2 separate regions of the Homo sapiens genome follow, and region 2 is linked to region 1. A link is a loop called in an ENCODE intact Hi-C map of the cell type or tissue named here. Cell type or tissue: PC-9. All regions are shown on one strand. Links, peaks and the distances in the headings refer to the core of each region. The heading gives the core; the rest is flanking DNA. Region 1 holds the start of LINC02380 (long intergenic non-protein coding RNA 2380). Region 2 overlaps IGFBP7-AS1 (IGFBP7 antisense RNA 1).

Evidence for each region. Peaks named below come from ENCODE experiments on the same cell type or tissue, not always from the same donor. Only the 100,000 strongest peaks of a DNase experiment are listed, where the experiment ranks them.
Region 2: it touches region 1 in a loop (2.7-fold over the local background); 2 of 110 quality-filtered maps call a loop at or near these places.

Annotation. Positions count from the first base shown.
Region 1 is chr4:57,425,628-57,428,432 of GRCh38, forward strand. LINC02380 (long intergenic non-protein coding RNA 2380) reads left to right here and starts at 245. Exons shown (of 6, transcript NR_125907.1): 1 at 245-391; 2 at 1,352-1,482; 3 at 1,678-1,800. RefSeq lists an enhancer at 1,176-1,470. In PC-9, for the core only: a CTCF peak has its summit at 1,351 (motif pointing right); no DNase peak of the experiment used is centred there.
Region 2 is chr4:57,189,392-57,192,196 of GRCh38, forward strand. All of the region lies in intron 2 of IGFBP7-AS1 (IGFBP7 antisense RNA 1), which reads left to right. Among named protein-coding and RNA genes, the nearest start is that of IGFBP7, 80 kb to the left of the region's middle. In PC-9, for the core only: a CTCF peak has its summit at 1,669 (motif pointing right); no DNase peak of the experiment used is centred there.

The sequences.
Region 1 (2,805 bases), core at 85-2,584:
CTGTTGGTGAGGTGTTGGGTACATGTTCCAAGTTCACTGAACCTCCGTTTACTCATCTGTAAAATAAGCACTTTTACTCACACAGTCTCAGAGCACTGAACACTGTGCCTGAAAGGGAGGACACTCAGTGTGTGGTAGAGAAGATGATGATGGTGATGTTGAGGGTGACCACAATGATGATGACAATGTGATGATGACATAATGAGCCATCACATTAGTAAGGGTTTTCTAGAGAAACAGCCAATAGAATGTCCTAAGATATGCAGTTGGCAAGCTGGAGACCCAAGAAGAGCCAATATTTCAGTTTGAGTCTGAAGGCAGGAAAAGACTGATGTCCCATCTCAAAGCAGTCAGGCAGAGGGAGTTCCCTCTTGTTCTCACTCAAGGAAGGGTGAGTCGTTGTGTTCTACTCAGTCTTTTGACCTATTGGATGAGGTCTGCCACATTTAGGAATGCAATCTGCTTCACTCAGTCTCTCAATTCAAATACTAATTTCATCGAGAAACACCCTTATAGACACACTTAGAATTATGTTTGACCAAGTATCTGAGAATTTTGTGGCCCAGTAAGTCAACACATAAAATTAACTACCACAATTATGATCATCAAGGGATCTTGCCCTTTACTTCCAAATTCGGTGATTCTAATAAGGGTGCTTTTTTTTGTAAAGCAGTCTTCAAAAACTTGCTTTTTGTAAAGGTTCTGACTTATAGGAAGCTCAGAGTTTTGCATTCTTTTGCTTGGGGAAGCAATTTGAAAAAGGAATCTTACACTTTCAGAACATGCTTTTCAAAATCCTGTTTTCTGACCTCTTGCTTAATGACACCCAATCTCACGGTGCTACATTGTATATATCAGAGAAGCAGCCTAGCCTAGTGCCTAAGAGCTTAAGAACATTGTTAAATTCTTGCTTTGCCACGTACCAACTTGTGTAACTTTGGGCAAGTTACTGAACCTCTCTGTTTCAGTTTCCTCACCTGTAAAACGGGATGGAAATAGTGCCTATCTTATAGGATTGTTGTGAGGATGACATATGTTAATGCATGTAAAGTACATAGACTAGCACCTACCTGGCACAGGGTACACACCCATTAACTATCAGATATTATATATACAACTGAAAAATTAAAGATTTACAGTGGTACCACATTTCAATCCTGTTCATTTATAATCTGTTGTGAAACTTACCAGATAATATCTTTAATTGATGGTATTTTGTAGTTGTCACTCAGCTTCGGGATTTGTTCTCGAGTCTTCCTTGAAAAGCATTTGTGTGTGTGTGTGTGTGTGTGTGTGTGTGTGTGTAAAAGCCTCTGCTAATGAACGTTGATGCAGTGCATCTGCCCACCAGATGGCGCAGTGCTCCCGCTGTTCCGAGGCTCAGCTACCCTGAGGGAGGCAGGGAATTTTGATCAGCTTCTGAAGAATCACCTCATCTCTCCCCGCAGAGAGCACAGAGCACAGGACTTCACGTTATGTCAAGTACATGTCGCTAGTTCTTGTTTGTGACTTTGTAAGAACTCGTAGGCTATAGCATTATATTTTGCAAGAAATTTGTATTATAGAAAAATGATTCATAAATTAAATAAATTAAAATGGTCATATATATGTATGTATGTATATACACACACAGATATCAACATGTGCACAGGTCTAACATAGTTTTTCTGTCTGCAGCATCTCTTGCAAAAGCCCAGCTCCTAGAGAGCAGGAGCCTTCCCAGACTGTGTCAAATTACCTCGGGGATGGAGAGACTTACATGGCATTAATAGAAATCAAATGGCAGAGCTCGGGTTTCTGGTAAGAGCGGGTCCTGGCTCCTTCCTTACATGAAGACCTGTCCAACACTGCTTGCTATCTCCTCCTGTGCCATCTGAAATCTGTGCCTCAAACCGACCAGCAGCCTTCTAAATCTCTTTATTCTAAATTTGGCGCAAACTTCTTTCATCTGTGACTTTTGGAGTCTTCTGCTGCATCACCCCATGATCCAACTTGGAGTTGGGCTCTGTTTCATTGACTTACCAGCTCTCATCATAAAGAACCTTTTTTAGCCCCCAAAGAGTCTGAACAACAGACCTCCTCCACATGGAAATGGTGAATTGATCACACTGAAAACTATTTTGAAGTCAAGCAAGGCCAGCTTATGTCACTCTCCTGCAGCAGAGAATGACTTTCACTTGCTCACTTTCACACTTGCAACCTTCCATTTTCCACAAACTGTCACTGTGGTCTGTTAGAAATATAAATTATGTCATTTCACTCTTCTCCCTAAAACTCTTCATAGATTGCACATTCTTTATTCCTAACATCTTTTATACACTCATTTCAGAGTACTAATGGCATTTGTAACACTATTACTTGCTTATTTATTTTATAACTTCTCACCTAGAGTGTAGGCTCTAAGAGTGGGAACTTTGTTGCTCTTGTTCTCCAAAGTATCCCTTTGAGCTAATGCAAAGTTAAATATAGGAGACACTCAATAAATAATTATGGAACCACACTGTTCTTTCAGCTGCCTGCCACTTTTCATGACTTAGAGCCCCTAAAGTCCATATCCAAAGAAAATTACAAAGTGACGATAATGAAAAACAAAGAACAATGATCATTTATTGAGCACATACTATACACCAGGCATTTCATGCACAATAACTCTATTTCTTGGATTTCCAAGTGTGCTATTATCAGTTCAGTTTTATAAATAAGAAAGTTAAGGTGAAGTAATTGATCAGAAGGTACATGGAGCTGGGATAAAACCCACATCTCTTTGGTCTCAGAGTCGATACTTTTTCTTTTATTCTAGGCTCT
Region 2 (2,805 bases), core at 279-2,778, 240 kb before region 1:
TGCTTTGGCTTTAAGCATGCCTCATGGATGAAGCAGCTTGGGTAAAGGAAGGGAGAGAGAGGAAGCAGGGAGAATCCTTCCTCCAAGCTAGGTTATAGGCAGTGCTCTCACATCCCTGGTCTTGGCAGGTCCTAACTCCAGGCCTCCTGATGCCCATATTCTGTTCCAAAGACCACAGTCCAGGCTTTAGGGCATAGCCTCAGGCTCTCCTACCCACTAACCCTCTAGGTTCTGTTTGTTTCCCCCCTTCTACTCTCTTCTATGCCATTCCTCTAGGCTTTTACCTTGCCATGTGACAGGCTTATGTGGTAAACTAATGGGTCCTAATGACTGCCACACACACACACACACACACACACACACACACACACACCCCTATATATAAGGCCACATGCGGTGGTTCACGCCTGTAATCCCAGCACTTTGTGAGGCCGAGGCGAGTGGATTGCTTGAGCTCAGGAGCTTGAGACCAGCCTGGGCAACATAGTGAATCCCTGTCTCTACAAAAAAGTTCAAAAATTAGCCAGGCATGGCGGCGCTCACATGTAGTCCCAGCTACTTGGGAGTCTGAGGCAGGAGGATTGCTTGAGTCCAGGAGGTCGAGGCTGTAGTGAGCCATGTTCATGGCCTGGGTGACAAAGTGAGACCCTGTCTCAAAAAAATATTTATATATCCATATGTATCTCCTTGGGGTGTGTGTGTGTAGTGAGACACAATATGGCATAGTGCCTAAAAGCATATACTCTGAAGCCAATCCTATGTTTGAATCTTTTTTCTGCTAAATACTGTGTGTCCCTGAGAAAGTTGCTTACCCATTCTGTTCTTCATATTACGGGGTTAACAACAGCACTAAATCATAGGGTTGTTGTAGATATAAAAGCGATAATAATTGTAAAGGGTTTAGTTCCTGTGCCTTGTAGCTACCAGGATAATAGGCCTAATAGACAGCACCCTATGGAAACAGCTTTCCATTTTAACAAGGGACTTTGGTAAACACATGCGCTGAGTACAACACTCTTGGAAGATCAGATATTTGATGGCATTCAGATGACAGCATGTGAGCAGATGCCTATTCTGTCTGGGTGTTAGGGGACAGAGCACTAGGTGACTTGGCTGCTGTCTCTGATCTTAAAAATTGCTCAGACCCTGGCAATTGAGGATAAGACAATAATAGCAATGTTGTATTCAGGAGCGTTGCTTTAAATAATCCTTCTCCCTAATAGCTTTGCCCCTGGCGTGTGACAGGTGTTTACATTATTAAGTAAAAGCATTTAAACAGCGACCTCCTTGGTATAAGGGTGAAGGAGATTAAAATCCAAGCAGTGCTCCAGCTATTTAAATCAATGAGACTTGTCAGATCTGTAACACATGAGCTACTTAGAGGGCGCAGGCACCTATTGTTTTGGAGCTTCGACTAATATCTCAATATGCTCCCTCCCTCCAAGTCTAGCCAGGCCCTGGGATGCTCATTAAAGGCTGGTCTGACCACGGCCTCTTTCCCTGTGGAAGCAGCATTAACTAACTCTTGGCTAGATGCGTGGCAAATAGTTATGCTATTAGGGAGGATCAGAGCTTGAGTTGATTCCTGCTTAGAGAAATGACCTTGCACGGAATTCCAGCGGTTAAGTTCCTTAGCTAACCAGAAGCAGGGACCATAAACATTGTCCCCTTCTTCCGCTAGGGGGTGCTAAACCAGGCTGCTTGGCTTTGCCCACAGCCATCCTTTCTTGAGTTGTGTTTTCCCAGTCTTTAGCTATGACATTGACAACTTCAGGTCCACCTGCTGCATTGAGGAACCAAGTTTCTGAAACTTAAATCTCTCTCTTTTTTAAAGCTTCATGCTCTCATCATGAACAAGAAACCTCTCTCTTCCTTAGTAATCAAACTTAGATCCTTCATTTGTGTCAACGGAAGGGAAGTCTCCACGTAAGAAGAGCAGCTGGACCTTAAAGATCCAACTCTTATTCCTCAAGATTTATTGTCCCCTTGGAGGTCTCTAGCTAATTTCTGCAGGTCCTACAAGGCTGGCTTCAGAGGGAGCTGATTCATTATTAATTCTCCAGTTCTAAGCAGGCGAACAAGGTGGGGGACACTTGAACCTTTTAATTCCTTGGATTCACAGCTGAGCCAGGCTGGCCACAAAAGGAACTGCACACAGGCAGGGTTACAAGGCAAAGTTTACTTTTCTTCAATTTATGGCCTCATATGTCTGCCTGTCTGACTCATGGAATGTTGCCAGGTGGAGGGTTCCTGATGCCAAGAGACCGCTTAAGCCTCATCTGTGGAAGTGCTGGTTCAGCAGAGGGTGAAGCACTTTCTTCCTGGGTGGTCTCAAGTTCTCTTTTCCTGGTGATTGACTTTGGGAAGTTCTTCCTGTCACAGGAAAGCCCTACTTCTATCCATAGCAGCAGGTGAGGCCACAGCCTTTAGTCTCTACATGACTTCTTTGTCAAAATGCAACATCAAAGGGTTCACAAGGAAAAGAGACCCATGCAAATAATCCCTGGCTGCTCACAGTGTCAGGACCAGCAGCACAAGTATCCCCTGGGAGCCTATTAGAAATGCAGAATCTCAGGCCCCCAGCCCTTTTGAAACAGAATTTGCATTTTAACAAGCTGCCTAGATAGTTTGTGTGCATGCTGCAGCTTGGGAAATAGTGACAGAGCAGAGAGACAGCCTTTTGTCTACACTGTCTCTTTCCACCACAAGAAACAACTGCATTAAAGCTTGGTTCAAGGAAAAGTCCTGTGATGTCCCTGTCCTTTGGAGCTGAGGAATTAACATGGGCTCTGTGGGGTTTTTCTG